Linked DNA regions of Mus musculus: region 1 is linked to region 2. The links are chromatin contacts, found by Hi-C or POLR2A ChIA-PET in ENCODE. All regions are on one chromosome and are shown on one strand. Each heading gives the region's core, a stretch centred on a gene start or an enhancer-like site at or near the end of the contact. The rest is flanking DNA. Distances are from core to core; before and after follow the strand shown.

Region 1 (4,681 bases), core at 821-3,320, 36 kb after region 2:
GGGCCAGAACTTGGAGCTCCTGGGTCTGCTGCTTCCAGCTCAGGCACTGAGTTTCGTTGCCTGGCTTTCTTCCGTAGGAATTCCGTACGGGCCTATGAAGGGTTATAGGGAAGACATTCAGAACCCAGAAGTGCTGAGGATACAAGAATGGTCCATGGGCAGGGAGGGCAGTGGTAGCACACACCTTTGAACCTAGCATTCAGGAGACAGAGGCACATGGATCTCTGAATTCAAGGCCAGCATGGTCTACAGAGTGAGTTAGTTCCAGGACTACACAGAAAAATCCTGTCTTGAAAAGAGGGGGTGGGGGTGGGGCAAATATTGAGAGCAAGAAGAGATACCATTTCTAACTTGGAGTGGAGAATCGATGTTTTTAGACAGTAAACTGGGCTATCAGAGATAGTTCAGAGAAGATCCCTGACCTAAAACAGAAGGCTTCCCAGTCTCAAGTGATGCAAGGAAAACCCACTCAGGTATAGGTATAGGTGGCTTGTTCAGCCATAGAGCCCCTGCCTTGTGTGTAGTTCCAAATTCAGTCCCCAACACAAGTATGTATATACTCCCAAACTTGTAAGGTAATCAAATATTGCTTTCTGGACAAAGGATCTAAATCCAAGGTATGGCTCCAGGTCACCACTCCAAGTACAACCTGACCCCAGATAGGGATGGTCTCTGATTCACAATTCTCCCCTTTCTGCAGCCTTAGTATCTGGGATTAATTACAAGCGTCACCTTTTTGTTTGTTTGTTTTGTTTTGTTTTGTTTTTTAAGACAGGGTTTTTCTGTGTAGCCCTGGCTGTCCTGGAACTCACTTTGTAGACCAGGCTGGCCTCAGAAATCCACCTGCCTCTGCCTCCCAGGTGCTGGGATCAAAGGCGTGCGCCACCGCCACTACCCGGCTTTTTTTTTTTTTTTTAAGCCCACACTAATTCATGATCAGATTGGCCAAGGGACTTAAGTGTAAACCAAACTAATCGAGTAACTTAGAGTCTGTGATGTGTGTGTGGTCTTCAATACTAGCGTTCAAGTGGAACAGGCAAGCTGAGTTCAAGACCAGCCTGGTCTACGTAGCCAGTTCCATAACAGCCACGGCTACACAGACCCTGTTCCAAATAAAACCTCCAGATGCTCTTTTCTTGGCAAGCAATGAGGGAGGGAGAAAAGACATGCCCAACGAAGTGGACCCCGGCTTGTCCGCCCTTTGCCCTCCTTGCTGAAGCCGTTGTACTCAGAGCAAGGTGACCGCACCCCTCCAAGTTGTTCTAAGAGGGAATTTCTCAAAGCAAGCGCTCAGAAGGAAGGGAGCATACACAGAGTGGGTGATCAGTAATTAACTTGTGCGGGCAACCTATAAAGTAATCAGAATATTTGTCCAACTCTTCCAGTATGCTAGTCTCTGGTCCCTCAACACCAGTGGGGAAATCTAGGAAGGTTTCTTGGAAGTTAGCACAGGATTTTCAGAGAAACATCGTCGAACACACAGACCCGCTCCCGGCACCGAGTGATAGCTAGGCCCGCCGCGCTTCTGGGCGGTCCCCAGGCTTACCTCTTGCTGGGCGAGCAGCACCCTCCGCTCCCGCTCCTTCTCCTCCTCCCGGGCCTGGGCCTCGTCGCGCCGCACGCGGGCAACATTGTCCTTGTTCCGGACGTGCCAGCTCTTCTTCGGCAAGATATTCATGGCTCCAGTGCCGACCTCGGACTGTCAGGCCCACTCTTCAGCACTTCCGATTGGCTCGAGGATGCTCCCGCCCCATGGTTCCACCCTTGCTCGTGCATTGGTTCTGGGCCAATTGTCACGTCCCATCCTAGCCTTGTTTAGAGATTATTGGCTGAGAGCCTTCCATCTCAGCCAATCCTAAGCATTTGTAACCTGAGTTGCTCCACCCCCGGACGCTGCTTGATGAGGCTGTTGCCTGTCTATTCCTTTAAGCAGACATAACCTAGCTCTTCAGGCCGATTTGGACCTGGCCCCTCCCCAAACCCCGTCCGAGGCTTCAGAACGGGGTTTCAAAACGCAAAGCGGCCTTGACTGTTGTTTATTAATACGGTTCAATTGAGAGTGTAGCATTCGGGTGGCAGAGGGCGGGGAATTTGGTTCCAGAGATGAAAGAGTCCCATCACTTGATATGAAGTCACTGAAGCTGAGGGGCTGAAGGTTCAGCCAGACTTATCAGGAAGTTCCATTCCTTGAGCTCAGAGCCACAGCTCGCTGGGCCAGGAAGACTTTATTCTGCACTTCCTGCGGGCAAAAAGGAGCGAAAGTGAAGCACACCTTTTCATTCTTCTTTCATAGTCTCATAGAGCCCTTTCCGGGGAAATCAGCCTGGCTCACCGTCTCTATCTGGCGTTTGAGCTCAGAGATGAGGCGTCCGTAACAGTTAGCCAGGGCTACGGTATACATCATCAGGATGCTATGGAAGACAGGAATGAAAATCACTCTAGAAAAACAATCATCTTCATCATATGGCTCCTTAGAAACCAGGCTGGAGAGATGGCTCGTAACCGGAGCACTGGCTGCACTTCCAAAGGACCGGGGTTCAATTCCCAGCCCCACATGGCAGCTTACAATTGTAACTCAAGTTCGTTACTTCACACAGACAGTCACACTGTCCAAATACCAACACACATAAAAATTAAATGAATAAGTAAATTAAAGAAACCAATATCAGGATCCTCAAATCCCTTAAAACCCTTTTTGAGACTCTGAACACAAGTCTTTATCCTCTCTCTTTAGACCCAAAAGTTCAGACCCTTTAACCAGAGGTTAAACTAGAGGTTCAGGCTCCATACCTCCTCCCCCTTCATCAAATCGATAAATCCACACCCTAGCCCTCCTTTCCTCAGACCAGGAATCCAAACCCAGATGTCTTTTCTTAGACCCTAAGCATTCACACTCCGACTCTCCTGCTCTTGATTTATAGGCATCCCGGCCAGCCCCACGTCTCTGTTGTATATAGGCACCCAGCCCACCTCTCTAGCACTCAGGTGCCCAGAAACTCCTTTCTCTTTCAAACACTAAATTACACACATTCAAAGTCTGACTGCTCACCTAGAGAGGATCAGAAGAGGTACAGTAAAAGCTTGGGTTCCCAGAAAGTAGAGAAAATTCTGGGCAGTCTGAGGGAGGCTCTCAATGGCCTCAGGGATCTGGGCCCAAATGGACAGCTTCCCGCGGAACGGGCCACACAGTTTCGAAGGTGGGATCCTGTAGGGGGAGACACACTGGATTCAGTCAAGTCGAGCTAGAGTGAGAACAAACAGAAGTCTCTCGTACTTACAGGAAGATACTGTAAAGCACGGGAACTGCAGAGATCGCCAGACCCACAAGGAGAACCAGGGGGAAAAAGAAGTTTGCCGTGGATGCTCGGAAGGTGCGGGAAGCCGGTGAGTAGATGGAGAAGAGGGTTATCTGGTAGGGAGAGGCGAGGAAATGGAGGTGTAAGACTCAAGAGTCAATCCTTTGCTTTTCCCTGTTTCTTATCTTGGAGCTTTGGCCTCCTTTGGGGGCTGGGACCAGATCTCTGAGCCAATAGGACTCTGACTTCCAGCTCCCTCCTCCCATCCTCAGGGCATAGTAATCAGGGCCCTGATAACCGTCCTCCTTTCTCTAGCCCAGGACTACAGCCTCCAACACCTGTCAGCTCAGACCCTAGGCTACTCCTCAGACTCACCTTCTTCAGGCAGAACAGTATGAGGAACTTAGCAGTGTTGATCAAAGGCAGTAAAGGGCAGAAGAAGCTTCCCACCCAGACCACGGTCTGCGCATAGATGAGCCCCAGCACCTCATCTGGCACCTGGAACTCCAGGGTTCCCGACAGACGACCCAGTGCCCCAGGACAGAGGCCACAGAGTATCCTGAAGGGCAGAGTGGGACAGTCATAGGCTGCCTTTTGGCTTTCCTAACTCTACCACCCAGCCCATTCCTTGATTTTATGTTTATTTTTTAAATATTTATTTTAAAAAAGATTTATTCATTTATTTTATGTATATGAGTACACTGTAGCTGTACAGATGGTTGTGAGTCTTCATGTGGTTGTTGGGAATTGAACTTAGGACATCTGCTTGCTCTGGTCAACCCCACTTGCTCATGCCCAACGATTTATTTATAAATAAATACACTGTTGCTGTCTTCAGACACACCAGAAGAGGGTGTCAGATCTCATTATGGGTGGTTGTTAGCCACCATGTGGTTGCTAGGATTTGAACTCAGGACCTTTGGAAGAGCAGTCAGTGTTCTTACCCGCTGAGCCATCTCACCAGCCCCAGCCCATTATTTTGAAAATGCTTTTGAGGAGCTGAGCTTTTGTGAGGTATGTCCAAGGACAAGCCTGATCTTAGTTAGCTGGCCTGAAACAATAAGATAGTAGGAGTTGACTGGGTAGTAGCTGTGTAAGCCTTTAATCCCAGCACTCGGGAGGAAGAGGCAGGTGGATTTCTGAGTTCGAGGCCAGCCTGGTCTACAGAGTGAGTTCCAGGACAGCCAGGGCTGTACAGAGAAACCCTGTCTCGAAAAGAAAAAAAAAAAAAAAAAGAAAAAACAAACAAAAAGTGGGTGGGGAGCTAGATGTGATGTGATGGCTTATACTGGTAATCAGAGCCACAGGGAGGCTAGATCACCACCAGTTCCAGACCAGCCTAAACTACAGTCAGCCAGTGTCTAGGAAAATAAAGGGGGATGGGA
Region 2 (4,768 bases), core at 1,615-4,114:
AAGACCTGCACTTTCCAGGCTCTGCTATTCATCAGCTGTGTGGATTCTTGCAAATTACTCAGCTGAACTTTGGGTTTGTGCACGTGGAATCTGATCTTAGTAGGGGGGAATTAAGAACAGAGGCTTAGGGGATGGAGCAAGAGCTCAGCAGTTAGGAATGCACACTTTGGGGACGGGAGAGCTGGAGGGATGGCTCATCCATAAAGAGCACTGGTTTTTCTTCCAAAAGATCCAGATTCAATTCACAGTACCCACATAGTAGCTAACAACCAATTTCAACTACAATTCCTGGGATCTAATAGCCTAGTTCAACCTCAGTGGGCACCAAGCATGCACATGGTACATAGACATACATGGAGGCAACCTCTCATAAACATAAAATGTGTATGTATGTATGTATGTATGTGTATATCAGTCAATCTATCTCTCTATATCTATATATACACACACATATACAAACATATATATGTATACATAAACAAACATATACTGTATGGAGAGAGCTTGCTTCTCTCTCAGAGCACCAGATTTCAGATCTCAGCATCCGCACTAGGTAGCTTACAAACACCTGTAAGTCCAGCTCTCCCCTTCCTGAACTCTGTTAGTACCACACTTGCTAAGCAGTGTTTAGAATCCCTTCCCAATCTCCTCAGCCTCAGCCTCTCCCTTTCCAGGACTTGCACACACCGTGTTTCAGGATGTCACCCACACCCAACAAAGATTTGTTGGAATCCTAACCCAATACTTCAAAAAGTGAGCATCATGCAAACACAGTAATGCCAGAAGCAGCCATGGCTCAACAGAAGTCACTGGTGCAGAGCCCAACCTGAACTTTGTCCTCATGAAAAGGAGAAACTGAGACACTGCCCTCCACCCCAGCCCTCCTATCACCCCCCTCCACCTCCTGTCTGTGCACTAGTTTCAAACCCCTTGCCAGCTCCCATTCATCCAAAGCGCAAATTCCAAACTTCTTCTCTGGTGTTCCTGACTTACTAAGACCTACTTACATTCTGCCCATAGCTCCTTCCTCCTTCTTACTAAGGAGGTGAACTAAAGACTCACGCGATGAGTTAATCTGAGAAAAGAAGGACCCAAGTGAGGTTCAAGAGGCAGAGTAGGCAAGCCTGGAGGTGCCTTAGGTGAGAGGCTGTGAATGAAATCTGAGAGTCACCTGTGACATACCAGAGGCAGAGTATCTGATGCTGTGATGGTTATTACTGATTTTTCAACTTGACAAGATCTAAAAATCACCTAAGAGACAAGACCCTATGCATGTCTTTGGCATGTGGGTTAATTGAGGTAGGAAGATCTACTCTAAATGTGGGCAGCACCATATCATGGGCTGGAATAAACTGAATAAAAAGGGAAAGTCAAGCTGAGTGCCAGTAGTCATCTCTCCATCTCTCTGCTTCCTGCCTATGGATGCAACATCACCAACTGTCTCATGCCCCTGACACTGTGTCTTCTCTGCCGCCACAGATCCTTAAACTCCAAGTCAATGTAAGCCTTTCCCCAAGTTGCTTTTCCCAGGTCACAACAAGAAAAGTAATGAATATAAATATTCTGGAAGAGACTACTTAGGGTGCCTGGCACAGACTTAGACCCACATGGATCTGTTCACTTGTTCAAGTACAAAAGGAAAGGGAAAAAGAAGGACATGAGGAGGAGGAGGAGGCGGTATGAGGAGGGGGTGGTGTTGGCATCGGCAGCGAGGCGGCAGTTCTGGCGAGAGGACCCCCAAATGGGAATCCACACTTACCTACCTGCTCGATCTCCCGGCAGCGCCGACCTAGTGCCTGGTACTTTCTACGATTTAGTTCCCGCTGGCGACGCCTTCGACCCCGGGCTGCCTCTTCCTCTTCATCTCGCTCCCGGAGTCCTGAATCACCCAGACCACCGGACACAAATTCCACTTCTGTCTCTAGCTCACTTTCTAGGATGTGGCCACCAAACAGGGGAGGCAGAGCCAGCTCTGAGCCTGGTGGCGCTGAGAACTCTTCAAAGCCCACGGCTGCCATGGTCCTGTAGGGCCAAGAAGTTTTAGGAGCCTATATTCTGGCTCTCCAAGTCCCTCCCAGGGGGACTTAGGTCCAGGCCCCAGCCTGGAGCCCAGATCCTAGCCCTCTCCTCCATCACACCCAGCAGCCCAGACTCTAGCCCTCCTCCCTCCTACCAAGAAGCCCAGACCCTAGCCCTTCTTGGTCACTGCCAGGGATCCAGGCCCCAGTCCTCGTCCCTAACAATGAGGAATCAGACCCTAGCCTCCTCCCTCAGACTTTGGAGCCCACACTCCAATCTCCTTGCTCTCAGATCCATAAGAACAGCAAATTCCAAATCTCCCCTACGATGCTCCAGTACTGCCTCCGGTTCTCCCACAGAGATTCGAAAAGAAAGCAACTGCACGAACTTCCCCATCGTCCCTGAGAGCACTACAGCCGATCGTTGCTGTTTTTGGAGTCCCCGTTTACACAAAGCTCAGCTACTCACCCCTCTCTCTGTTCCAACTCCATTTCTCTGGTCAAGAGACACCTCAAGCCTCAGAGAGGTGGAGTCTTGCGCAAAACTACCTCTCCCATCAGGCCTTGCGACACAGGAAAACTGGGAATTAAAGTTTCCTACTCTGCCTTCGTTTGCACCCGACTCCAAATTGCGGCTTGAAGCCTTCGGTTTATCCTCTAGCGCCTGCACCGATCGTCCACGTTGTCACCTTCTTTACTCCTGTCTTGTCGCAGTGTCGACTAGCCAAAGCGAATCTCTGTTTAGCAGGCTCAATCCACGGCGACGTACGACTTCCCCTAGCCCTAGAACCCAGCACTCCCGGTCGCCGTCCCGCGAGGCGGCTGCTAATAAAGTTGTTGTCCAAACGCTGCCGGAAATGTCGTAAACGGCCAATCAAAACACAGATTTATCGGCGGCAAGTAAACGTCATCAAAGAGAGCCGAAGCTCTGGGGAAGCAGATTTCTTGGAAACGATTGTGAGAGGATCGAAGCGGTGAGTGTGATGGAGAAGAAGGGATGGCCGGAAGCCAAGCTACTGGAGGAGAAAGTGTAGCGGGCGACTTAAATCATAGTATAAATAATAATATTAAACGTATGGAGCGCCTTAGAACTAATATTCAAGACGTGAGTGGATCACAGCATAACTTTAGGCTGAAATATGGCACGTGGGCCAGACGGGTGGAATGAAAGAACTGAAGGCAGGGTGAGGGAGCAAAGAGCCGGGTTAGGCAAAGATGAATAGTTGCTCAAAGACCCAGAGGTGTGGGGAAAAGTTGCCAGGTCAGGTGGTACCTGGAGGGATGTGCTGTGTTCTGTGTGGGTAGGAACAGGAGACAACCTCCGTGAACTAAGCAAGCTGTGGAGCCTGCGTGCGGCTACAGGAGCTGATGAAGAAGAAACTTAAGGGGATCCGGGAGAAGGTGCTCCTTCTGGTGATATGAGTGGACAGGGTCAAGATGCAGTATTAGGGAACCCCATTCTCCCTTTCCCATAGGCCTTGGGATGTCTCTGGCTGATGAGCTCTTGGCTGACCTCGAGGAGGCAGCAGAAGAAGAGGAAGGAGGAAGCTATGGAGAAGAGGAGGAGGAGCCAGCAATTGAGGATGTACAGGAGGAGACCCAGCTGGATCTTTCTGGAGATTCAGTCAAGAGCATTGCCAAGCTATGGGACAGCAAGATGGTGAGGTGGCACCCTTTAAGTCAGCGTTCCTAGGGAGGAGTGGCCGGAGAGCAGTTCTTTCTGAGAGGCCTAGTTTCTGACTGTGCTCTCCTTCCTCATCAGTTTGCTGAGATCATGATGAAGATTGAGGAGTATATCAGCAAGCAAGCCAACGTGTCGGAAGGTGCCTCCCACCCTCACTTTCCTCTGCCCATTCTGACTCCCCGACTCTCTTGCTCCTTATGGTTTTATCACCAAGTGTCTCCCTCCTCAGCTTTCCTCAGAGCATTCATTCTTCTTTTTTTTTTTAAATCCAGTTACTGACCCTCTGAAAACATACTGCATTGTACCCAGACATGATATGTGTTTATATCTCACCACTTAGGAGACTGAGGCAGCAGGTACATGAATGAGTTCAAGTCCAGTCTGGTCAGAGTCAGCCTGGGTAAAACCCTGTCTCAGAAATAGGTACATTCATGGAGTTGGAGAGATAGTTAAGAGTATCTGCTGCTCTTCCAGAGGTCTTGGGTTTAGTTCTTAGCATCCACATGGGTCATAACTATCTGTAACTCCAGTTCTTGGTGATCTGACATCTTCTGCTCTCCATGGGCATTATATATATATTATGCACATCAGGCAAAACGCATACATACATTTTTTTTAGAAGAAAGTGAGACAACACCTATGTTTAAAAAAAAGGAAGAAAGAAAAATAAACATGCATATTGTACTATAAAACTGATGTGTTTTCTAATTGTGAGAAGACTTGTCTCTGGGTTCTCTGAACTATAGGACCTTTTCCACATCCACAGACAGGGTGTGTACACATGTATGTACGTATATTTTTAAATATGGAGACAAGGTTTCACTCTGAAGTTCAGACTGGCCTAGAAGTTACTAGGTAGCCTATAGTGGCCTTGAACTCTCAGCAACCATCCTTTTTCAGCCTCCTGAGTGTGAGGCAGAAGCAACCATGCCCACTCTGTAGTCCCTACAGAAGGGACTGACTAACCCTGCATTGGGTCAGGGAAGAAGTGCCCCCTGTTGGAATTTGAGTACTTGTGCTAACCCTGGGGAAGGAACAAGGGCTGTTAATTCACTGAGTGATGGGA

Evidence for each region. Hi-C counts contacts between places; a loop is a spot of excess contacts on that map. ChIA-PET counts read pairs that join two places held with the same protein, here RNA polymerase II (POLR2A).
Region 1: a loop to region 2 is called in a map of gastrocnemius, with 4 times the contacts of the local background. The contact joins the promoter of Leng1 here to the promoter of Tfpt in region 2. A Hi-C loop is called at or near these places in 5 of 37 maps with a recorded cell type or tissue (gastrocnemius, heart, mature B cell and 2 more). POLR2A ChIA-PET finds 5 or more read pairs at or near these places in 4 of 5 experiments (Patski and embryonic stem cell).

Annotation. Positions count from the first base shown.
Region 1 is chr7:3,663,770-3,668,450 of GRCm38, forward strand. Leng1 (leukocyte receptor cluster (LRC) member 1) reads right to left here and starts at 2,071. Exons shown (of 4, transcript NM_027203.3): 1 at 1,547-2,071; 2 at 1-92. The coding sequence starts at 1,678. Tmc4 (transmembrane channel-like gene family 4) reads right to left here. Exons shown (of 15, transcript NM_181820.2): 11 at 3,672-3,855; 12 at 3,279-3,409; 13 at 3,050-3,205; 14 at 2,333-2,411; 15 at 1,985-2,239. The coding sequence ends at 2,171.
Region 2 is chr7:3,627,065-3,631,832 of GRCm38, forward strand. It overlaps Tfpt (TCF3 (E2A) fusion partner), which reads right to left and starts at 2,865. Exons shown (of 6, transcript NM_001290381.1): 1 at 2,488-2,865; 2 at 1,764-2,022. The coding sequence starts at 2,510. Prpf31 (pre-mRNA processing factor 31) reads left to right here and starts at 2,921. Exons shown (of 14, transcript NM_027328.4): 1 at 2,921-2,992; 2 at 3,494-3,678; 3 at 3,781-3,841. The coding sequence starts at 3,502. Gm15927 (a long non-coding RNA gene) reads right to left here. Exons shown (of 6, transcript XR_003946711.1): 6 at 4,007-4,339.